2 separate regions of the Homo sapiens genome follow, and region 2 is linked to region 1. Evidence: read pairs that join two places in POLR2A ChIA-PET (ENCODE). Cell type or tissue: PC-9. All regions are shown on one strand. Each heading gives the region's core, and the rest is flanking DNA. Links, peaks and the distances in the headings are about the cores only.

Region 1 (12,698 bases), core at 3,089-11,088:
GTGTGTGCTTGTGTGTGTGCGCGCATGTGCTTGCATGTATCATATGTCCAGATTTTTTTCGGTGAAAATTTATCTTTTCAATTAAATTTCAATAAAACCAATTTTTTCTGTGAAAACTCATCTTTTCAAAATAATAATTGTCTAGAAAACAAAAATATGGACTTTAAGTTGATTTTCTACCCAGGGCTGCATCTTCAGTTAGCATTTCTAAACGTCTACCTTCTATTACAGAGATATTTCATGTATTTATAATCTTTTGTGTGCTGATGCCCCGAAGGGATTTTCCTATGAAGGGAGCAACTTAAAAATAAAAAATAAATACTGATATCGAACATCCTCTTCTCTAGATTTTCTTGTAGTTTTCAAAGGTTGGCCAAATATTTATCTTTTGGGAGCAGTAAGTTGGAAATAGCAATAAAGAGAGATTAATTGCCTAAAGCACTTTATTGATTTGCCATGAGTGGGTAAATATATCAAGTTAAAAACTCACTCTGCTCCACCAAAGAGGACGTGAAGGTTTTGGAATGGCTGAGAGGTGAATGCAGATGGCAAGCGCAGATGGCAGAGATGAGTTTAAGTACCTTGTACACTATCCCTGTAATAATATTTTTCAAGCCCCCAGAAACCTATTTTTATGTTGACTGTATTGTGTGTGGCTTTGTTTTCTCTTGTTTTTTAAGAGAAAAAAATTAAAGCAAACCCAATTCACAACTTACAGCTCCAATCTGAACAACAGAGAATCATTTTGTTGTCTAAAAACCTACACTTAAAGCTTATTCATGAACGAAGTCTCAGTATTCAAAAGATGAAATAATAATTTCTTTTCAGTGAAAAATAAATGCTTTTTGCTGTTATTGTTTTAGTGAACTCTCAGGGTAACATAAAGGATCATGCTTCTGAAGAAACACCAATAAAGACAAGACAGCAAGTGCCCCTGCATGGACACAAACTAGGCATTGCTCTTTTGAAACAGATGCCTTTGGTGCTACCAGTTCAAGAAAGAACTAAAATTACAGTCTACTTGAAGGACATTTCAGAGTGTGGTTTACGGCACTTTTCACCCCAGAAGTTACGTTCTATAAATGTGGCCGTGATTATAGAAATGACACACACATGCTTGCGTGGAGCATAAAAGCAGGCTTCTTTCTGTTTCCAGAAGCAGGCCTCTGTAGGTTACTGTTTTTTCTGACTTTTATGGAGTGTTGTTTGCAACATAAAGTACTTGAAAAACCCACAGGGTATGTGGAAGGTGCACATGCTTTGGTGAGTGTGAGAGGGAGAGCTGGACGGAAGGGCAGAGCATGCCAACTGTGACTAGTTATTTCAGCTTTTCTGCAAAATCAGTGATGACTGGGAATCAGCTCCCCAAAGATCACATCACCAGTTGCCTACAGGTCTGTGTTATGGAAGTTCAGCCTTCCATGGCTTGCTACATTTTGGGCACAGAGTGGCCTTGTGTGCCCCCCGACACCACCTGCTCACACATCCATACCCTACACTCACCTCTCATTTTTGGAGCTTCCTTCCCCACTACCTCTTTGGGCGGGCCTAGTCCACAACCCCAGAACATTCTTCATTGGTACTTTCAAAGGTCTGGGGTGGGTATGACTAGACACTGAAGAAATCTCAACTCTCCTATGTAGGGGTAATCAGAGCTTGGATATGGAATTAGAAAAAGAGAACCAGCACAAACAGAAAAAAACAGCACTGCTAAACAGGTGAGAGATCAAGAGGCAGAGGCCATGGGAGTCATATCAACAGAGCGCACAGCTTCAGCTTTGTTCACGCTCATCAACTACACTAACGTTTCTGTGGTTTTTTGTTTTTCAAAAGCTCATATTGAAAAATCATCCAAGATACACTGCTGTACTAGCAAGAATCGTCCTATCTAAAAACACTTCCTCTAAGTTCATACTGTCTTGCTGATGTGAGTTCTTCTCCTTAACTGATAATATCTAATAATGATGTTATAATATTTTTGCACTGGAGATTTGGAATATTGAAACCTTTTGGTCCAGCAGTGTCTTATTATTAGTTTTTTTTTTTTTTTTGAGACAGGGCCCCACTCTGTTGCTCAAGCTGGAGTGCAGTGGCATGATCACGGCTAGCTGCAGCCTCCTCCTCCCAGGTCCAAGGGATCCTCCTATCTCAGCCTTCCAATTAGCTGGGACCACAGGGGTGCACCACCATGCCTGGCTTATTTTTTTGTATTTTTGGTACAGATGGAGTTTTGCCATCTTGTCCAAGCTGATCTCGAACTCCTGGCCTCAAGTGATCTGCCCACCTCAGTCAGGCTCCCAAAGTGCTGGGATTATAGGCATGAGCCACTGTGCCTGGCCTGGCCCAGTAGTTTTCACAAAAGATAGCACACATGTTACTGTGGTCAGCAATTTTTTTTTTTTTTTTTGAGACACAGTCTTGCTCTGTCAGCAGGCTGGAGTGCAGTGGTGTGATCTTGGCTCACTGCAACCTCTGCCTCCTGGGTTCAAGTGATTCTCCTGCCTCAGCCTCCCAAGTAGCTGGGATTACAGGCACCCGCCACCACGCCCAGCTAATTTTTGTATTTGTAGTAGAGACGGGGTTTCACCATGTTGGCCAGGCTGGTCTCGATCTCCTGACCTCGTGATCCACCTGCCTCGGCCTCCCAAAGTGCTGGGATTACAAGGCATGAGCCACGGCGCCCAGCCAGCAAGATAATTTTAAGATATATTCAATATATTCAGATATTTATCCTTTTAATAGTTATATATTTTTTTATAATGCATATTAGAAAAAATATCACAAGCACGTCAGTCACTGCACTTAGTAGCATAACTTCCCATGAGCTTATCACTGATGTCCAAGGCCAGGTCTGAATAGATGCTTTCTGGGGCAACCTGTTAGCATATGAAAATCATGAACACTGATCTATGATCCCCAGAATTGGGGAGATGAATCTCCCGCCTCTTTGCCCTAAGACTATGGATAAGTGTCACCTGACAATATCATACGATGCAGCCCTGTGAAGAGGGAGACTTCCCAGCCTCCCACCAGCCTTGACAGCCTAGCCTCTGGCTTCAACAGGTAGGTCTCCTTTCTCCAATCAAACACAACATTACTTGGGATTTTGCAACATTTAATCAAAAAAGAATCTGGCATCTTAAAAGTTAGGTTTACAAACTTGACACATTCTCAATATTAGCAATTTATCTATTTAAACATTGTCTAAGAAAATATGATCTATGAAGACATTAATACATTAATAAGATACTTAAGAGTTCATTATAAGCTACAACACTTTGCAAATAAGTATCCAGTTTAATTGTAACAAACCACAATTTGTGAGCAAATTTAAGAATATAAAAAACATTAATTAGTTAAATACAATTCTCTGGGAATATACATTATACCTACAGCTGTTTTTACAGTGAGAGTCTTCCTTTTTTTTTCCTTTTAATTATCAAAATGGTAAATCACTGTATGGTCCTGGATCTCCATGCTATAAAACTGAAATATGTATTTCCAGCGTAGCAGATGGTGACCAGGAAGGCAAAGAACTGGAGAAAACAAAGCATAATAGAAGTGGGGTTTAGGGCACATCCTAATTAGCAAAAGTTATCATTTCACCTCCATTGAATCACCCACTCACTACCTTTTCTTGATACCAGGCTTTGCCATCTAAAACTACTTTATTGGTTCAATTACTATCCTTCTCAAATGATTTCTGGTTATGCTGTTTTTATTTCGGAGAACATCTGAAAGCCTGTAGTTTTGCTCAAATAACCTCAGGGAGTTCACTTAGGAGTGAATACGGCGGCAGTGCATCTGAGGAAAGTGTATCATTTCTAATGTAGCACAGGCAATCTAGGTCCGGGGTACAATCTCGGATTGCTACAGTGTCAGTTCACATAAATGAGTCGAGTGGGCCAGAGTAAGCAATGAGCCCACATGGTATGTGAGGTGTGAACAGGGAGGAGGAAAATGCAGGCCCTTCTTAATTAATGGGGCAGCCTCCACCTAGTTCTAGTCCATTCTTGCTACGTGTTAACTTGAGCCCAGTCTTGACGAAGCTTGTGATTTTTAATGTCACCGGCATCCATATGCTCTACTTTTATTTTGTTTTTTCGAGACGGAGTTTCGCTCTTGTTGCCCAAGCTGGAGTGCAATGGCGTGATCTTGGCTCACTGCAACCTCTGCCTCCTGGGTTCAAGCAATTCTCCTGCCTCAGCATCCCAAGTAGCTGGGATTACAGGTGCCCGCCACCACCCCCGGCTCATTTTTTTTTTGTATTTTTAGTAGAGATGGGGTTTCACCATGTTGGTCAGGCTGGCCTTGAACTCCTGACCTCAGGTGATCCACCCACCTAGGCCTCCCAGAGTGCTGGGATTACAGGCATGTGCCACTGTGCCCGACCAATCTACTTTTAAATAGAGATCTTCAAACAGAAATAAAAGTAAAGAATATGATGAACCCCCATGTACCATCAATCAGCTTTGACATAATCATTTTGGCATTTCTGTCTAACTGCCTCCCTCCTTCCCCCGATAGGCTTCTTTTGGAGATGGGCTATTTTAAGGCCAATCTCAGAGAGATTCTTAATACCAGTTTTTTTTAATTAGAAAAATAATACACACTTATGGTTTAAAAATGCAAACAGAAGTATATAAATTAAAAAGTAAGGTCAGGCGCAGTGGCTCATGCCTGTAATTCCAGCACTTTGGGAGGCCAAGGCAGGAAGCTCACTTGAGCCCAGGAAATCCAGACCAGCCTGTGCAACATAGTGAGACTTAGTCTCTACAAAAAAGTTAAAACATTAGCTGGGCATGGTGGTGCAGGATTCTAGTCCCAGCTATTCAGGAGGCTGAGGTAGGAGGATGGCTCAAGCTGAGGAGTTCCAGGTTGCAGTGAGCTATAATTATGCCACTGCACTCCAGCCTGGGTGATGGAGCAAGACCCCTTCTCTAAAAAAAAAAAAAAAAAAAAATAGAAGTTTCTTGTCTCACTCCCCTCATTTCCCGATCCCAGTCTCTAGAAGGAACCTCTACTGGTATATATTTTTCTAGGCATTCTCAATGCATAAACAAATATTTTCACTTAAAAAAAACTAAATGGAATTATATTCTGTTCATTTTCTGCAACCTTCCCCCACTTACTAAATTATAGGCAGTAGAATTATTCTTAGCATGCTTTAAACAGCTTTTCTCCCTTGAATACTTATCTTGTTCCAGTCATTCGGCATTCACTCAAGCAGTCTCCCAGCCTTTTCCCACTTCGGGCCAGGAGGGCCCTCTGCCCCCTGCCAGTTTTAGATATTTTCAAATCAATAAGCCAATTGCTAATTTGTCACTACTGCAAGCGCTGCTTTTTCCTGCAGATGACTCTGTCTTCCCCAATCCCAAGCAAGCCTTGGAGAGGGAAGAGGAGGATCATGTGGGGATGGAGGGCTACTCACCGATGAGGCCGCCCAGCTGTTGAAGTTGTGACTGTCCCTCTCAGGGGAGACGGAAGATGCATCTACAACAGCGGCAGAGAGGTACAAGACGAAGGCACTGCCGTTAAAGCACAGGCCCTGGGGGGACACAGGGGCAGAGTGTTTAGGGAGAGGGGAGGGTCTGCATACCTCTGGACTTCAGAAGTGATGAGGGCTGTACCTCTGGTGTGGGGAGGGGCCCAAGTGGACACCTGTGGGAGGGTGGGGGAGAAGGCTGTGGGAAGGCAGCTCTAAGTGCGAGAGGAGAGGGTTTTACGGCAGCTCATACCAGATGCCAACCCCTGCCCCCACGAGACACTGAGACTGCATGCCGCCCCTTCAGTCATTTTGCTTCTTCGGTTTGCTCCTGAGCCTCATCTCATCCAGATGTCAGCCAAGCTGATGCTGTCTGAGGATGGCAGGCAGCAGTGGCGCCCACTCGGTGGGCTCAGCCTCAGCCCCTGGCCCTCAGCCGCAGCTGTAGCCCTTGCATGTGTCCCTGACGTAGAGGCGCAATACAGTGTCCCCCAAAACAGGCCCAGCTGATTCCCTAACCCCCCATTCCAAACAGGGAGGGATATTTAAATGAGCTCCTCTGTCCTAGCTGCAAGTTCTTAAAAAGGCGGTTACAGCCCTTTGGGAACTAATGTTACCCTTGGCTTTACCTTATTTGTTCCTATTTTTAGAGAAGATATGTAAGTCCCGGTAGGTATTTGGTTTTCAGTTATGTCTAAACTCTAAGAAACCATGCTCTGAACCATGCATAGGAAACCATGCAAAGCTGGGTCCTGCCTGAACACAGGGGAGAGGCAGGGGTGAGGTGAAACCAGAGCAGAAACCAACTGGGGAGGAAGGGGGATGCCTCTCAGGAGTGGGCCCTCTGTGGTCTAACATCTTTCCCTCAGTAACTTGGAGACAGAGGAAGGGGTAGGGGAAAGGGAGGAAGCAATCTCTTTCTTCTCAGAGAAAAAAAAGCTACATAGAATTTTCCCACTGCAGGCCCTGGCCTTGTGGCAGAGGTTGTATGTTCCTGTCGCCACCTCCACCTGTGCTCACACTGTCTTCAGGTCAGGGCACTTAACCTTTAAGACAAGGGCTTCATCACAGTCAGACCCAGGGTCAGGCTGCCGAAACTGTCCCCTAAGAAGCCCTGGTCTCACTAAATGACTCATTAGGAATGTCGGTTGTGTTCTTTTGTTTACTTTTTGGTCTAGAAACACATCTGTGCATTAACACAAAAGCTCTTACTGGTATTATTTCCCCATATCACCTCTTAGAATATAGAGTCACGCAAATTTAATACTTGCCAAGCCATTTAGTCTTGTCTTGCCACTAATACTTCATAATTTAACTTTTCCCCTATTGATGGGCATTTCAATGTTGCTAATTTTTCAAGGATTACAAATGCTACTGCAACGAACATCTTTGAGGATGGGTTTCAGGGCTCTCATGCATGTCTAGTTCTTTATACAAGGAAAGAATGAATGAGAATGAATGAAAGAGAATTCAGGGAAAGCTCAGCCTGGCCAGAACTGCCCTGACGTCCTGGGCCTTGTGCACGAGCCCATGTGGACGAGGGGGCCAGAGAGGAGATGGGGAAAGAAAGACTCTCTGAGTCTACGACCTGTGAACATGCAATGATCCCATCTCTCAGTAAGTATGGCCCATTTTTTCTGAACTCTAAAGAAACAAGAAACTGCTATTTCCCTTGGAAAGAAATGGGGAAGGGGAAGAGGGTTGGTAGAGACGTGAGTAGAAGGCAGGGGCATTCTCCCTCTGTGCGCCCCCCACACTGGGGGCTCTGCCAGTTTATTACAAGCCTCTCTCAGGCACTATCTCACAATGCCTAACTTTGTGACTTCCCTAGTCTTGTTTAACACTCCCAAAAGTAAACATGTCCGGGGAATGCCTGGGTTGGAGGAAATGTAGTGAAAATAAGTGGAGAGATGAAAGAAAAGAGAAGAGCAAAGAAACCAGGATCGTCATAAAGGTTAAAAAAAGAAATCTGGGCTACAGAAATGAAGGAGGGATATGTGAAGCTTCAGAGGGTTCTAGAATGTTACTGAGTTTCATAGAAACATGAGGTCTTGTTGCTATAGAGAAATAGGCCCTGGATCAGAGACTATTCAAGTTGAAAAATCTTATAGCTCCTCCAACTGAAATGCCAGTTCCCTGGGCCACAGTGAAAGAGAGCTACAAGGACAATATAGTAATTTAAAAATTCCGCTGGGTGCAGTGGCTCACACCTGTAATCCCAACACTCTGGGAGGCCGAGGCGAGTAGATCACCTGAGATGTCAGGAGTTCGAGACCAGCCTGGCCAACATGGTGAAATCCCATCTCTACTAAAAATACAAAAATTAGGCAAATGTGGCGATGGGCCCTGTAATCCCAGCTACTCAGGAGGCTGAGGCTTGAGAATCACTTGAACCTGGGAGAGGGAGGTTGCAGTGAGCCGAGATCACGCCACTGCACTCCAGCCTGGGTGACAGAGTGAGACTCCATCTCAAAAACAAAAACAAACAAAGAACAACCAAAAACACACACACAAAAACAGAAGGTTTCCAACTTCTTTTTTTGGAGGAAGGGAGGAGAGAGAAGTCTACTCTTTTCTGAAAGTCAATCCCTCCTTGGTATAAAAATGTTCTCTTTCTCTCTTTTTTTTTTTCTCAAATACCGGCTTATTTTTACCCAGCTATGCATAGTACTTGTGGACATATTAAGATAAATCTCAGATCTCAAGATAATGGAAAGAAGCCCTGAGATAATATACAGTTAGTAAATTTGGCTGTGGTGACATGACCCAAGACGGTGGCTTAGGAAAGAGAGTTTACTCCTATCTAAGGCTTAGGCAGCCAGAGCTGGTCTGGCAGCCTCGGGGTGACAGGGACACAGGCTCCATCCACAATACTTGGCCATCTCCAGGGTCTCACCATTCTCCACATGGCCCAGGAGGTGTCCCACTACCACAGCAGAATCCCAGCTGCTAGGAAGGGGAGGAGGGGGAGAAGAAAAAAAAGCAGCCCCACTTTAGGGCCATGGTGCTTCACACATCACTGCTGCGAACATCCCCTCAGCTGGAACTCAGTCCCAGGGCCCACCCAGTGGCAGAGGGGCCAAGGCTCAACTGAAACTTCTATTACTACAGAAGAAAATGGATAGTGGGGGATAATGAGCAGCTCCTGTCCCTAGTGTTACATCTATTCAGACAGCTAAGAAGGCAAGATTTTCAGGCATCTGATATCCTCAAGAGTCCTCAAGAGTTTAAAGACATAGCTACCTAGGTTCACCATCTGGCATACCCAAACCGCTGAAAATTTAAGTGAACATTTGGGAAGGATGGCTCCCCTGGAGCTTCACCTGCCTCTCTTCTTAGCATTTATTTAAATATCCCTCTGCTTAGTATAATCAGCCTTGTACACATCTTTTCCATCAGAGTCCATTTCTTTTCTGTCTTTTTTTTTCTTTTGAGACAGAATCTTACTCTGTCACCCAGGCTGACTGCAGTAGCGTGATTTTGGCTCACTGCAACCTCTGCCTCTCAGGTTCAAGCGATTCTCGTGCCTCAGCCTCCTGAGTAGCTGGGACTACAGGCGCATGCTACCACGCCTGGCTAATTTTTTGTATTTTTAGTAGAGATGGGGTTTCACTGGGTTAGCCAAGATGGTCTCGATCTCCTGACTTCATGATCCACCCGCCTCAGCCTCCCAAAGTGCTGGGATTACAGGCGTGAGCCACCGCACCCGGCCTAATTTTTATTTTTAGTAGAGACAGGTCTTGCTATGTTGCCCAGGCTGGTCTTGAACTCCTGGGCTCAAGTGATCCTCCTGCCTTGAACTCCTAAAGTGCTGGGATTACAAGGCATGAGCCACTGCACCTGGCCCAGAGTCCATTTCTTAAGGGTGGTAGGGATGTCCGCTTCACCTGCGGCTTGCCTTTCTGGCTCTCTAGTCCCTATTACCACACATTGGTGGAAGAGACACTCATGCTTGACAGAAGAGATTGGGTCTGGGCAAAGGCTGAGGAAAAGGTACAGGCTGATGCTGGCTAAGAATCCCCTTTTCCCTCCCCACCTTGTCTACAACCAGCTAGTAAAGGAGCTCAGTGCTACTCAAAGTGCAGGAGTGGTATCAGCACTATCTGGAAATCTGTCAGAAAAGCATGTTCCCAGGCCCTACCCCAGACACACTGAATCAGGTCTGTTGGGAATCTCCATGTAGGTTTCATCTAAAAAGCTGTATTTTGAATCCACAACCAAAAAAGAAAGAAGGAAGATATGATAAGCAACTAGAAGAAGGGCTGCAGGATACAGGAGATGGGCCAATGCAGCGCTCACAGCTATGTGGCTTTGGGGAAATAACCTCTTCAGCTGCTTCGTCTGTGGCAGAGCTGCTGGCTGTCTCCTGCTATGTTTCTCTCTTATTATATGGTAACGGAGTTTCCAGCTGAGCACATGGCCACCTAAAGATTCCACCTTCCAGCCTCCTTTGGAAGGAGATGTGGTCAGGTGACCACGTTTAGGCTAACAGAATGTGAGCAGATGTAACATATACAATGTCAACACTGTGCCTTAAAGGGAAGAAGTACCCTCCACTGCCCACTTTTTACCTTCTCTCCCCCTGACTAGGAATCTAGATGTGATGGCAGGTGCTGAAGCTGCCACCTTGGACCACAGGCCAACTGTTAAAGATGGCAGAGTCACAAGAAAGGAGGAACCTGGGGCACAGGTGATCTTATAGAACAGGTGACTTACTTCTGGACTATCACAGGAGAGAGAAATAAGTTTTAAACCAATGTTGTTTTGGACCTCTCTTATAGGGATTAAACCTACCATCAAACTGATTGTACTCAATTTACAAAATGGGAAAAACTATACAAGTCTCACCCATCTCAAAGGAGACCATATTGTTAAAGAGTTGTGTAAACTATAAAGTATACACAGTAACTTACTTTTCTTATTCCTGTTTAATGATTGTATCAGCTAGAGGCCAGAGGCAGTCATTTAGAAATTGACTGTGCCCGTCAGGCTAAGGCATTTGGATTGACTGGTTAAGAGGAGACAGGAAGACTCAGTGGATCCTGGTTATAACATGATCCCACCAGGTGACAGCAGGGACTTAGGCCTGTAGGTTCAGGCAGGCTGGCTGGAGACAGAGCAACAGGAAGGTCCCATTTTCTGACTCTCAGCCCCTGCCAATAAGTCATGTGCTCAGTTCTGGCACCATCATTAGAAGAAGGGTCTTTTGGAAGATTTACAATAACAAATGGGACTCTTTAGAACTGCTATGCTGAAAAGACTGCCAAGACCCAACATCTGGGCTGGCACTTCCTGCTCAGGATGGCACAGTGGAAATGGCTACTTCCAAGGGCAAGAGAAACTGGAATATCTGTGTATACTGGGAGCCAAACAGACTCCAAGGTTCACAACTGTGGTTGGTATTAGAAGACCTGCCTCCCATTCCTGGCTCTCAAGCATCCTCTCAGTGCCCCAGTTTCTTCATCTGCAAAATGGAAATAATGCATTCTATCTTTGCAGAGTTACTGTAAGGATTAAATGAAATGATGTAAAATATAAAGGACCCAGTGTGACATCTAGCACATAGTATGTACTTAAGAAATAGTAACTGCCGGCCAGGTGCGGTGGCTCTCGCCTGTAATCCCAGCACTTTGGGAGACGAAGACGGGCAGATTACCTGAGGTCAGGAGTTCAAGACCAGCCTGGCTAACACGGTGAAACCCCGTCTCTACTAAAAAAATACAAAAATTAGCTGGGCGTGGTGGTGAGCGCCTGTAATCCCAGATACTCAGGAGGCTGAAGCAGGAGAATTGTTTGAACCCGGGAGGCGGAGGGTGTAGTGAGCCGAGATTGCACCACTATACTCCAGCCTGGGCAATAAAGTAAGACTCCATCTCCAAAAAAAAAAAGAAAAGAAAATAGTAGCTGCTTTAACCGGTAAAAGGAGACAAACATCTCTGCTCTCTGGAGCTCACAAGGCTTGCAGTGAGGTCAGCAGGGATGAGCTACAGAGGACGAATCCTCAGGAAACACATGCATGTAGACCCTAGTGCTTGGTGCTATGAAGAAGGCAAATTTTATTGCTTTGAACTTTTAGCTTAAATCAGATTTGTTGGAAAACCTATCCAAGTCTCCCTGAATAAATGGTATCATAACAGTTGTAGCCCAGGAGCTCAGAGGTGCTAGTAGGAACCAGCTGTGGTTTCTGCTGCATATTAAAAATGGATATAGGTCACTTTCTACCTCCCCAGACACATTAAGGGGATGAGCTATTGTTAAGATAAGATTCCAATGCAAAGTTCATGCCTTATCAATGAAGGCACTACACGCAAGATTATAAAACTCTGGTTTCTGCAGTGGTCTCCCAGACAAGTTCCCAGGGGACTAAAACCAAGTCTACCAATCCCTTCTCTACAATCTTAGATTCCCTAAATGCTCTGAAAAGCAAGACTAAATTCAAAAGTCATTTGGTAGTAAAAGCTGACCTGAGCTGACATGGTAGCAATGTGGTCTTCATTATCCCTCTTAGCAGGAAAATCCACGTGTTGTTGCAGAAACATTAATTTGTCTCATTACAGTACAGCCCCAGACTCAGGGGTACATGTCACATATTGTTGTAAATGCACCAAATTACCTTATTACCTTTCCAAAATTTGAAAGAAAAAAAAACTCTTAGGCTGGGCGCCGTGGCTCACACCTGTAATCCCAGTACTTTGGGAGACCGAGGCGGGTGGATCACCTGAGTTGGGGAGTTTGAGACCAGCCTGACCAACATGGAGAAACCCTGTCTCTACTAAAAATATAAAATTAGCTGGGCGTGGTGGCGCATGCCTTTAATCCCAGCTACGCGGGAGGCTGAGGCAGGAGAATCGCTTGAACCCGGGAGGTGGAAGTTGCAGTGAGCTGAGATCGCGCCATTGCACTCCAGCCTGGGCAACAAGAGTGAAACTCCATCTCAAAACGAAACAAAACAAACTCTTAATTCACATCTGACCCAAAGGTTTTGACTCAGAGATTATGGATCTATAACTATTTTTAAACCAGTGTTTCCCACATTTTAGATGCCTAAGAATTATCTGGAAATCTTGTCATAATGGAGATTCTGAAGCCCTCTACAGAATTTCTGATTCAGTCAGTACAAATCAGAATTAGAGTAGGGCCTAACATTCTGTATTCCTAATAATCTCCCAGTGATGCTGCTGGTCCAGGGACCACACTTTGAGCAGCAAGAGTT
Region 2 (12,698 bases), core at 2,113-10,112, 120 kb before region 1:
TTGGCCATGGTGTTCTTGAACTCCTGACCTCAGGTGATCCACCTGTCTTGGCCTCCCAAAGTGCTGGGATTACAGGTGTGAACCACCGTGCCCGGCAAGAAAACCTCTTACATTTTATATAAATGTTAAGTGAATGATTGACAATTTAGGAATTCTGTGTTAAATAGTTTTATTGATTTTTTTTTTTTTTTTTTTTGAGATGGAGTCTCGCTCTGTCGCCCAGGCTGGAATGCAGTGGTGTGACCTTGGCTCACTGCAACCTCTGCCTCCTGGGTTCAAGTGATTCTCTTGCCTCAGCCTCCAGAATAGCTGGGACTACAGGCACCCACCACCACGCCCAGCTAATTTTTTTTGTATTTTTAGTAGAGACAGGGTTTCACCATGTTGGTCAGGCTGGTCTCGAACTCCTGACCTCGTGATCTGCCCGTCTCGGCCTCCCAAAGTGCTGAGATTACAGGCGTGAGCCACCGTGCCTGGCCAGTTTTATTGATATTAGGTTTAGTGGAGTTTGCAGTTCAGAAAACTCAAAAAGTATCAGACTTAAAACCCTTTGGAGTGGCTATCATTTTACCAAGTTTCCCTTTCTGAATCAAGTATATATGTCATTACTGTTTTCAGTTGGCATATGAGAGCCTTGTGAGGTAATGCCTGAGAGAGCACTTGGAAACCCATGAAACATCTCATGATTGTAAGCTGCATTATGATAAGATATGGAAGCTTTTATGTAGTAGATAAACTCATCATATAAGCTCACTGTAGATTACCCACTTGGAACAGTTGAAGGCAATGTGTTATTCCAGAAAGCTTCAGTGTCTAAAAAACACACTATTGGCATACTTCTATTTAATAACGGGTGGTTTTTAAAATTCTTTCTTTTAGAAAGTGCTTTCAAAGCATTGGAGTGCTCTCAGAGATGTCATCCTACCATAAAATACTTTGAAAGGAAAGAAAAATGCTTTTTTGCTGGAAGTAAGATGGAATTGTAATAAATGCTTTGGCTTAGATAATTTTAATATGTCCCAGAGAAAAAGAGGACACACACAAACACTTGCACGAGATACACACGAGATCTTTTCCGGGACTGTTTTTTTTTTTTTTTCTTTTTTTGGACTGGATAATAAAAAATGTCCCAGTTAGCTGGGACTACAGGCTCATGCCACCTCTCCTGGCATAGGGGATTGTTGTTATTAAAAGTTTATCTTGTAATGTGTTCTCTCAATAATCCCAGCCCAGTGTGGATACTGTTTTTTTACAGGGTATTTATTGAATGCCAGGCTTATTGAAAAGTTAGAAGTTTGGGTATGTAAGTTTGGGTTGTATCAAGAAAAACAAGTAAGTAGCCAGAGCTTTTTAAAGTTAAAAATGAAAAAGTTCATTTCCATGAATCTAACTGTATTGTATTCCTTTTGTGTTTTGTATGTATGCATAGGATTTTTATATTACTTTGGGAACAGGATGTGTGTTTTTGTTGGCATCCATCATTTTTGTTTCCACACATGACAGGACTTCAGCTGAGATTGCTGCAATTGTAAGTACCTTGTATTTTTAACATTGCTTATTTTTGTTTCCTTAGAAATATGGAATTTGGAGAGTACTTGACAAGTTATACAGCATGTTAGAGTTGTTTTTCTTATAACTTACTTTTTAGTGTAATTTTGAATAGAAGACCTACAAGCAAATCAATATGATAGCCTTTAAAACCTAGAGCCTATAGAATTTGACTGAATTTTGTTTAAAAAAAATCCACTTACTCCACATACCGTGTGTTATTGCTAATGGAAGTGGTAAAATTGACTTTATTATTTTATATTTCTCCACTTTCAGTTCAATAAATGCACACCTACATGCCAGGTGTTTTCTAGGTATGGAGAATATATGGGAGAAATGATTCAGAGACTCAGTCTAGAAAAGGAGACGGAAAAGTAAAATTGTAATGGAGTTTGTTAAATGAACCAATAGCAGTTGTTCTGAGACTGGGTGCCGTGGCTCAGGCTTGTAATCCCAGCACTTTGGGAGGCCAAGGTGAGAGAATCACTTGAAGCCAGGAGTTCAAGACCAGCCTGGGCAAGCAACATAGTGAGACCTCATCTCTATAAGAAGAAAAAAAAAAATAATAGAAAAAAAAGTTGGTCTAGACAGCAGTTTTCAGTGGGTTATACATATCCTTAAAGTTTCATCAGACTTTTCAAGGAGTATGAGGCAGAGATAGTGTTGAGGAAATTAATTTCCAGCTTTTAAACCTCCATATGTAATCTTTTTTAAAACTTGTATGTCTGAGAATTTATCTCTGGTGAAGGAGTCTCACCGGCACTTTTCCACCTTCCCATTCACAGTCGCCACCTACCTTGCCCCTCAAAAAGAAAAAAAACTTGCTTGTCCTGAATCTTGCTGGATTAGTTCCTTCTTGCCCTGCTATATAGAAATACCTGACACTGGGTAACTTATAAAGAAAAGAGGTTTAATTGCCTCATGGTTCTGACAGCTCTATAGGAAGCATAGCAAGGGAGGCCTCAGGAAATTTACAGTCATGGCAGAAGGCGAGGCGGAAGCAGGCACATCTTACATGGCCAGAGCAGGAGGAATAGAGAGAGTGGGGAGGTGCTACACACTTTTAAACAAGCAGATCTTGCAGTAACTCACTATTACAAGAACAGCGCCAGAGGGGGAGTCTGCCCCATGATCCTGTCACTTCCAGCTAGGCTCCACCCCCAACATTGGGGATTATAATTTGACATGAGAATTGGGTGGGGACACAAACCCAAGCCATATCACTTATTATGGTGGATTACCCTGAATTGTAAAACAAAAAAACCCTTGAGTACAACAAAGAGACAGTTGAAAATAAAGATCCAATTTTTCTCTGAAATTCTTGGGGCCAGAATTTTTTTCTTTTGGATTCAGAATATTCTGGATTTTAGAAAGGTAGTGCTGTACATATGCTATATTACACAACACCACTTGAGGGCCTGCGACAGTACCCTGTAATCTAACATTGGTATATCTGAAGTAAAACATATGAATATTTATAGTAAAAGGGATAAGAAAAGACTAAGTAGTCTTACTCCATGTAAATAGGCTTACTTTGTGTCAATTTTGAGCCAAGTGAATCATGAAAACCTTGAGTTAATGTAGTTCTTTGGGTTTCGGAATTGTAAATTAAGGATCATGGCCTTGGACTGGTAGCAGTGCTGTGAACTTGAATGACTAGCAACTGGACAACAAATCATCTTGCAAGTCAGCTGGTTTCCAATTAATACTTTGTTTTTAACAAAATTGAAGTTAGGCCGGGCGTGGTGGGTGGTGGGTCAACGCCTGTAATCCCAGCACTTTGGGAGGCCAAGGCGGGCGGATCAGGAGGTCAGAAGTTTGAGACCAGCTTGGCCAATATAGTGAAAGCTTGTCTCTACTAAAAATACAAAACTTAGCCGGGCATGGTGGCAGGCGCCTGTAGTCCCAGCTACTCGAGAGGCTGAGGCAGGAAAATCGCTTGAACCGAGGAGGCGGAGGTTGCAGTGAGCCAAGATTGTGCCACTGCACTCCAGTGTAAGTGACAGAGTGAGACTCCATCTCAAAAACCAAAAACAAAATTGAAGTTGTAATTAATAGAGTTGTCAGCTAATACATCATTAAAACTGCATTTTATGATAGAAAACTCAAAAGGAGTTCAGAGAATTGCATGGCTATATTTATCTATTCATATGACAACAGTTTCTTAGCACTTACATGTGTAAAAACAAAACATAGAAATAAAATTAACACTGAATCTTGATTCATTCTAGCAATAAGCAATATTTATTCATGGGTACATGAACCAATAGAAGAGAAAAATCAAAGTTTTAATAGGGCTTTATGGTTAATTTCAGTTTAGAAACATTTTTGTTGCAGAGGAGTATGAGATGGTGATCAATAAAATAATGAGTTTTTTAACTCATTTTTAATTTTAAAAAGCTCTGGCTACTTATTTGTATAAAAATACATTACTATAAAATTCTGTGGGGAAAGTGAAATGAAGTTGAGGAAAAATTGAGTTCCAGGGAAAAAATTTACAGCTATAAAAAAAATTTTTATATTTTAATTAGACTGTCCCAGTATTTATATTTCATTGGATATATTTAATAGTGACAGGTAGTTTAAAAAGCTGATATTTATAATATGCTGGAAATTACCTTTTGTAACTATTTAAATTATGAAAAGTTTTATAGACTTAAATGCATGAGGAAGTTCTTTTTTTTTTTTTAATTCAGAAGTGTGTGAACAAAAGAGCTAGAAGATGACTTGTGGTGATCAGAGACAGCTTCAAAAACAAGGGTGACATTTGGTCTGAGTTTGATGTATTTAAGAAAGTTGCCAGGAAAATAAGGGGATAAATGCCATCAAGTCAAAAATAAAGATTCCAGAGGGAAAAAGACTTGGCTTTTGTGGCGGGGGATGGGAGGGTGGGAGGCGTTGATAATTAAATTTAGATTGGATATGTTGGGGATATCTGGGGGACTTAATGAATTTGGAGCTCAGTTTACTTTGTGGTAAAATGAGGTGGAATGCTTATTCTTTAGAGGGGGGAGGAGAGGTCAGGAGACTGCAACAGACTGTAAGAGAATGTTATTAATAAAAATCGTGGAGATAGGGAGTTTAGATTTGGAAGAGACTTTAGCCATCACCTACATCAATTTTCTCTTTTTTACAGAGAACTTATCTGGCCCCCATATCCTTAAGGGTTTTGCTAGTGGAGAAGCTAAATTTGAAGCAGACGCATGGTCTTCTGTCTCTTGATAGAATTCTCAGAACGTATGATCGTATTTTAGAAGAGAACAGTTGAGGAAGTGATTTAAGGAAGAGGAAGTAGGTAGTGGCGTCATGTCACTGTGTCATTGCAGTGTGACAACTGGAACATTATTTAAGTAATTTAACCTAATAGTATCTTCAAAATGGAATTTCTGTTTTGATATTAATAACTTTTTTCATTTTCACCTAGGCTGAGTTGCCTAGTCACGTATTTTCCTTATCGCATCTGTGGGTCAATCTAACCATGCAAATATTTTTGTTTTGTATCATTTTATAGGATTTAATGTTTATCTGTTAACCCTACTTTCATATATTAGCCCTCCACATATAAACATGCACACATAAGGCAGAACATTAATATTTTGTGAGACTTTGACTAATAGCCATTATTCTGGAAGTTTTTCTTTTATAACTTCTTTCCATTTTTTGATGACTTAAAAAAATTTTTTTTACCATTAAAGAGTAGTCGTGTATAAGATAAAATTCATGAACATCTTGTTTATATGAAACATTCTCCAAGCCAAGTAGGAAATGTAAGATTATATTCCAAAATTCTCATATAACCTTTCCTCCTTTTTTTCCTCAGGTGTTTGGATTTATAGCAAGTTTTATGTTCCTACTTGACTTTATCACTATGCTGTATGAAAAACGACAGGAGTCCCAGCTGAGAAAACCTGAAAATACCACTAGGGCTGAAGCCCTCACTGAGCCACTTAATGCCTAAAGACTCTGGGGAGCAGATGTTACCTAAGGTAGTGACCCTGCATTGTGGTGCCTGAGCCCTGGCAGAAGCTCTTGTAAAATTTGTTAATTGTTTAAACCACTTCTTTTGGAGAGCAAGGGGAAGGTCAAGAAGGCAGTTTTATCAATATTGTGTCAGTCACCACAAAGTAGGCCAGATAAGTTAAAAAAAATTTTTTTTTAAATAATAATTGAAACTTATCTCAAATGGAGATTTTGGTGGGAGGAGGAGAAAACAATTGTTTTTAAATCACACAGCTCAACGGTTGATAAATGATTCTGTCATTCTGTTACAGGTCATTCTTTTACTAGGCTTAGCTTCCAAATTATGCTTTATAGCTGTATAAACATCGTGATTATATTCATCTACTTAGAAATTGTTTTATTTTTAAATTAATTTGCTTAGCTGTTTGTTTTGATGCTTAGATTATGTTCTGTTAATGGGAATTTAACATATTTAAGAAACCAATATTTAAAATGTTGGTCTAGGTTTTTTTCCTTAACATATATTACCAGGCTTTACTGTATTTCACTCAGCCTTAAATGTTATAATATTTTTGGATAACGGTTATTAATTCTTTGAGACCTTCGTATAGCCTATAAAATGTATGGGAGATGTTGGTATTTTATGTGTATAAAAGCAACAATATCAGCAACTTCGTGTTTATACTGCACCTTGGTTGTTGATGTCAAGTAAAAAAAAGATTGTTTTGTAACACATAAAAAAATGGAAGAAACTGATACCACACCTAAGGACCAAAGATAAGAAAGACTTTTTGCCCAAGACAGTGAAAGTAATTATAAAAACAAGCTTTGACCACTTACCAAGTATCTGAAGAGATGAGTTCATACTATGATTTAGAAAGTGGTTCAATTCCCCTGTTGGCATATGATTATTTTTACTAAAATTAATACAGCTCTGTGGGTCTTCCTTAGTGTTTTCTTTGAAGCCAATCTGTTTTTTTTAGGACACCAGCCTTTGGTTTTTCATCTGTTCGAGATGCCTCTTCTCTGTCTCCTTATCAGATAGAAATGGAGTCATGTGCTGCTGCTTCATCTAGCAGAGGTTGGCCTCTGGCTCTGACACTTTTTGTCAGTTGTCTTTAGGTGGTCCTGAATCTTGGGCCCTTTTGATTGTGAATACTGTGTAGCAGGATCTTGAGAGTCCTTGTTCTTACATAGGCATTGCTCTAGTTTGTCTTTGGCAAAAAAAAAAAAAAAAAAAAGTAAATATCCAGGGAACCCTGCCCAGACTAATACTGTTGGTGGCATAAGAGAATCAAGCCATTCTCAAGAGATAACTTCATAACCAGAATTGTCTGTTGGCTAGCAGCTGTCACAGATAGGCAGGGCACTTGGGATATGACCTTTCTGTCCAGGTGATTCACAGACTAGACCTTTCTTATCCTCCTCCTAGAGTTTTGACTTGGGACTCTAGTGTTAAGATGATGAGCCCGTGCATCAGGTCCTTCTGCACTTTGGTGGAAGTCTCCCAGGGTAGGTTTCCTATTTGAAACAGTGGAATCATGTTTCCAGTGATAAAGTTTAATGACCTCATCCTTTTTTTTTTTTCTCATCTGCCATTTGTGTGTCTTAGATGGGTTTTAATTGCATGAATGTGGCTAATGTGGTTCTCAGAAATTGGTCAGTATGGCCCAACATAGCTTCTGCTCTGTCTTACTGACTCAATACCTTTAGGATTTGTATCAGAGTTTGGATACTAGTGTTAGTGGTGGTGTCACCACTACTTAATTGGGAGATAATGAAACCAATCATGGATGCTGTTTTTATTGGGCATGTCATCTAAGAGAGGAGAAATAGCTGGGTTTTGGGTCTAATTATGAATAAGGACTGATTCAGAAAACGAGTTTATGGTAGGTAGACTAAAGTTTCACATCAGACTGTACCATTGTGATTTAGACCTATCTAAAATTCAGAGCATATCATCTGGGCTACCTCAGGGTCACCACCCATGTATTGGGCTTAGTCAGGATTGACAGATACATTCTCAGCTGGCCTGTCATATAAAACATACTGTCATTGAGCTTAAGCTCCGCTTGTTCTGAGGTTTCACCTCCATGTGTTTCATTGGTGCAAAAGTGGATCTCTTAGTTGGTCACTTAATTCTTTCTTTTTCAGAAAGATAGTATGTTCACTGGTATATTTGGTCACTCTTAGAACCTTCCTTCACATTGTTTTTTATGGGACCCATGAATGGTTAGCCTTTCTTTTCTATTGTAGAAGGAAATAAATAGGAGTAAAAAGACCATTGTAGTAAATAAGTTCAAGGGGAACTTGGGACCAGAAACCACTGTTATGTACAAAAAAATGGCAAATTCAATAAACTCAAATTTAAAATAATTTTTAAATTAACAGTTATGATAAATTTTATATTTTATACAAATAGATTGCTTAGAATGGTTCTCAAGAATTATAAGAGAAATGAACTCACAGTACAAAAATTTTATAATTACTATACTTGTGTTTTGTTTGGGGGCTGGGAAATGTATTTTTACATTGTAGCCAATCATTTTATATTTGTCAATTTAAATCTTATGGGTCTTTTTTTTTTATCTCTCTTGATGTCAGATTTTATAGTCTTTTTAAATAAATCCATTTAATTAAAACGTTCTTACCTTTGTAAGTGTTTATTACAGAAGTGTGATGTTTAAATGAAAAGCTGTCTCTGTAGTTGTGGGAGTTGGCTGCACAATCTTGTTGAGTGCCTATATAGAATACTAGATTTTAGATATATCTAGGATAGAAAAGAAACAAATCCATTTCCCATCCATAAACTGTCCCTCTTGTTGGAAAGTTAGAATACACATTTAAACAACATTTTTAGGGAACCACAGAGGAAGACTTACAAATGGCTTTAAATACTTCCAAAGAAGCAATTTAGACTCCTTGTCACATTTCTAGATGTGGCTAACAATGCTAAAAACAAAATAGGCACATTATCTTAGGAACTGTTCAATGATTGGGAAAGTGTGAAGCAAAATTATTAGGGTGGTGCTGGTAAAACTACAGCTATTTGTGTAGTTTGCGAAATTCCTGCCTCCACCCTGTGTGAGAATAACAGGGTCTTTATAGTCATCAAGAACTCACTGGAATTTGTACATTCTTCAGAGTTTAGAGTTGAGTTTTGTTTTGATAAAGAGCATTGTATCAATATGCAATAAGCTGCAAGAAGCAGAAAATCTAATTAAATGTGTCTTAAACAGTAAGAAAAACTTATTTCATAAGACATCTGGGTACATTGGTGAATTCAGTGGCCAAATTTTTCTACAAGTACAGTAATGTGTGTCATAGAAATTGATATAATAAAGGGGGAGGCTGGGCGCAGTGGCTCACTCCTGTAATCCCAGCACTTTGGGAGGCCAAGGCAGGCGGATCAGCTAAGGTCAGGAGTTCGAAACCAGCCAGGCCAATGTGGTGAAACCCCATCTCTAGTAAAAATACAAAATTTAGCTGGGTGTGGTGGCACATGACTGTAACCCCAGCTACTTTGGAGGCTGAGGCAGGAGAATCGCTCAAACCCCAGAGGCGGAGGTTGCAGTGAGCCGAGGTCATGCCATTGCACTCCAGCCTGGGAAACAAGCGCAAAACTCCATCTCAAAAAAACAAACAAACAAACAAAAAAACAACGGGGTGGGGGGAGAAGTATTGTCTTTTCCCCAACATTTTTATATTTAGCTACTTTTTAAAATTTTTGAATTTGTTTGTTTGTTTTGGAGACAGAGTCTTGCTCTATCCTTCAGGCTGGAGTGCAGTGGCGCCATCTTGGCTCACTGCAACCTCTGCCTCCCGGGTTCAAGCGATTCTCCTGCTTCAACCTCCTGAGTAGCTGGGATTACAGGCGCATGCCACCAAACCCTGCTAATTTTTTTGTGTTTTTAGTAGAGATGCGGTTTCACCATGTTGGTCAGGCTGGTCTCAAACTCCTGACCTCAGGTGATCCACCTGCCTTGCCTCCCAAAGTGCTGGGATTACAGGCATGAGCCACGGCGCCTGGCCTGAAATATTTCAAGTACTGGAAGCACAGAGGATAATACCTGTTGTAGACTCCACTCACTCACCTTTAATAGATTATAACATTTTGCCATATTTGCTTCAAGGTTGTAACTCTGGTTCATTCATTTTAAATGCTGTTTGGTATTTCATTGTATGGATATGTCACAATTTACTTATTCTCCTACTGATAGAAAAATTCTAACAGCATTTTCAGCTTTTGACCATCTTAACATTACAGGGAACAAATGTATTTGAACATCTCTTCTTGTGCACATGTGAGAATTTACATGGTGGGTAACTACTTAGAAGTTAAATTGTCTGGTGGGTCAGAAGGTACGTTATGATTTCAGCATGGCTAAATATTTCCAGATGGATCTCCAAAGGGTAGACCCAGTTTATATTTCCCTCAGCAGTGAATGAGGTGCTGGTTTCCCCACTCTTGTAATGCACTTAATATTAGTTCAACTTAACATTTTTGCTCGTCTGGTACTGAAATGGTGCCTCTTTTTTTTTTTTTTTTTGTATTCTTCCTGTTTCTGGTGAACCTGATTGTCTTTTCACTTGTTTGTTGACCTTTATTTCTCAGAAATAGAAAAAATAATCTGAAAATTCATATGGAAGTGCAAAAGACTCTGGATTGCCAAAGCAATCTTGAGGAAAAAGAACAGATCTGAAATTAGCCAGGCGCAGTGGCCTGCACCTGTGGTCCAATCCACTAAGGAGGCTAAAGTGGGAGGATCGCTAGAGGATCCTAACAGCATTTTCTCCCAGGAGTGTGAGGCTGAAATGAGCTGTGATTGTGCCACTGCACTCCAGAGTGGGTGACACAGTGAGACCCCATCTTAAAAAAAAAAAAAAGCCAAGCATAAAACAATTTTGAAATTGCACTATCAGAAATTAAGGTTTGATCAAGTCTGTGTTATTAACATAGGTAATAAAAAATAGCCCAAGAAAGCCAGCAACAGACCTATACATATATATCCACTTAAACAGAAGCAACATTGTATGTCAGAGAAGGGGCCACCCATTGAAACAATAAACTAGATGGTGTGAGGCATTCACACAATACATCAAAACCAAAGTAGCATCAAGTACTAAATATAAGATGTAAACCTTTAAACATTTTAGGAAGTATAGAATATTCCTTTTTTAAATTAATTTTTTATTTATAATTGACAATTATACATATTTATGGAGTACAGTATGATGTTTCAATATATGTGTACATTGTATCAAATCAGGGTTTGTCATATCCATCACTTTAAACATTTATTATTTCTTAGTAGTGATAACATTCAAAGTCTTCTAGCTATCTTGAAATATACACTACATTGTTGTTGTTTGAGACAGGGTTGTTTTGTCGCCCAGGCTGGAGCACAGTGCAGCCTTGACCGTCTGGGTTCAAGCGTTCCTCCCACCTCAGTGCCCCCGAGTAGCTAATTTTTGTAGTTTTTGTAGAGACGAGTTTTGCCATGTTGCCCCAGCTGGTCTTGAATTGCTGGGCTCAAGCGATCCTCCCAAAGTGTTGGAATTACAAGGGTGAGCCACCACTGGCCCGCCTACATTATTCATTTCTACAGTCACTCTGCTGTATAATAGAACACCAGAATTTATTCTTCCTAACTGTAACTTTGTATCCATTGGCCAACCTCTCCCAGTCCCCACTCCTGCAAACTCACTACCCTCCCCAGACACTGGTAACCGTTATTCTACTCTCTCATTCTGTGAAATCAACTTTTTTAGATTCCACAGATGAATGAGATCATGTGGTGTTTGTCTTTCTGTGCCTGGCTTATTTCACTTAACATAATGTCCTCCAGGTTCATCCATGTTGCTGCAAAAAAAAGCAGGATTTCATTGTTTTATGATTGAACAATATTCTATCGTGTATTTCTGTACACACATGCCACATTTTCTTTATCCAGTCATCTGTAGATGGACATTTGGATTGATTTTGTATCTTGGCTATTGTGAATAGCACTGCAATAAATATGGGAGTGCAGATAGCTCTTTGACATACTGATTTCACCACCATTGAATGTATTCTCAGTAATTAGACTGCTGGATCATATATGGTAGTTCTGTTTTTAATTTTTGAGGAACCTCCATACTGTTTTTCATAATGGCTGTACTAATTTACATTTCCACCCACAGTGCATAAGAGTTTCCCTTTCTCTAAATCCTTGCCAACATTTGATATTTTTGGTCTTTTTTTTTTTTTTGAGACAGAGTCTTGCACTGTCGCCCAGGCTGGAGTGCAGTGGCGTGATCTTGGCTCACTGCAACCTCCACCTCCCAGGTTCAAGTGATTCTCCTGCCTCAGCCTCCCGAGTAGCTGGGACTACAGGCATGCGCCACCACGCCCAGCTAATTTTTGTATTTTTAGTAGAGATGGGGTTTCACAATGTTGGCCAGGATGATCTCGATCTCTTGACCTTGTGATCCACCTGCCTTGGCCTCCCAAAATGCTGGGATTACCGGCGTGGGCCATTGGCGCCTAGCCCTATTTTTTGTCTTTTTAATAGTCGCCAATGAGCTCATAGTTCATTGTGGTTTGATTTGCATTTCTCTGATGAATGGTGATATTGAACATTTTTTTCATGTATCTGTTGGCCATTTGTATGTCTTTTCTTTGAGAAATGTCTATTTAGGTGTTTTGGGCATTAGGTTTTTTTTTTGGCAGGGGAGGCTATTGAGCTGTTTGAGTTTCTTGTATATTCTGGATATTAACATCTTGTCAGATGGATGGTTTGCAAATACTTTTCTCCCATTCTATAGATTGTCTCTTCACTCTATTGATTGTTTCCTTTGCTGGGCCACAGCCTTTTGGTTTAATGTAATTCCATCTGTCTATTTTTGCTTTCATTGCCTGTGCTTTTGAGGTCTTATTAAAAAAATCCTTGCCCAGTCCAATTTCATGAAGCATTTCCCGTTTTCTTCTTGTAGTTTCAGATCTTTTAGGTCTACGATCCATTTTGAGTTGATTTTCATATATGGTGAGAGAGAGGGGTCTATTTCATTTTTCTGCATATGGATATCCAGTTTTCCCAGCACTATATTCATTTCCCAAGTTACCATTAACCAGCACCATTTATTTAAGAGATTGTCTTTTCCCCAACGTACGTTCTTGGTACCTTTCTCAAATACCAGTTGGCAGTAAA

What was found. Peaks named below come from ENCODE experiments on the same cell type or tissue, not always from the same donor. Only the 100,000 strongest peaks of a DNase experiment are listed, where the experiment ranks them.
Region 2: POLR2A ChIA-PET joins it to region 1 with 9 read pairs; 9 of 35 experiments call an interaction of 5 or more read pairs at or near these places.

Annotation. Positions count from the first base shown.
Region 1 is chr3:32,360,722-32,373,419 of GRCh38, reverse strand. CMTM8 (CKLF like MARVEL transmembrane domain containing 8) reads right to left here. Exons shown (of 4, transcript NM_178868.5): 3 at 5,432-5,548; 4 at 3,099-3,536. The coding sequence ends at 3,453. It overlaps LOC124909361 (a long non-coding RNA gene), which reads right to left and starts at 2,062. Exons shown (of 2, transcript XR_007095859.1): 1 at 1-2,062. In PC-9, for the core only: no CTCF peak of the experiment used is centred there; a DNase peak (open chromatin) is centred at 6,619; H3K27ac peaks cover 1,330 bases.
Region 2 is chr3:32,476,768-32,489,465 of GRCh38, reverse strand. It overlaps CMTM6 (CKLF like MARVEL transmembrane domain containing 6), which reads left to right. Exons shown (of 4, transcript NM_017801.3): 3 at 1,430-1,528; 4 at 5,369-8,154. The coding sequence ends at 5,506. Among named protein-coding and RNA genes, the nearest start is that of CMTM6, 20 kb to the left of the region's middle. In PC-9, for the core only: no CTCF peak of the experiment used is centred there; no DNase peak of the experiment used is centred there.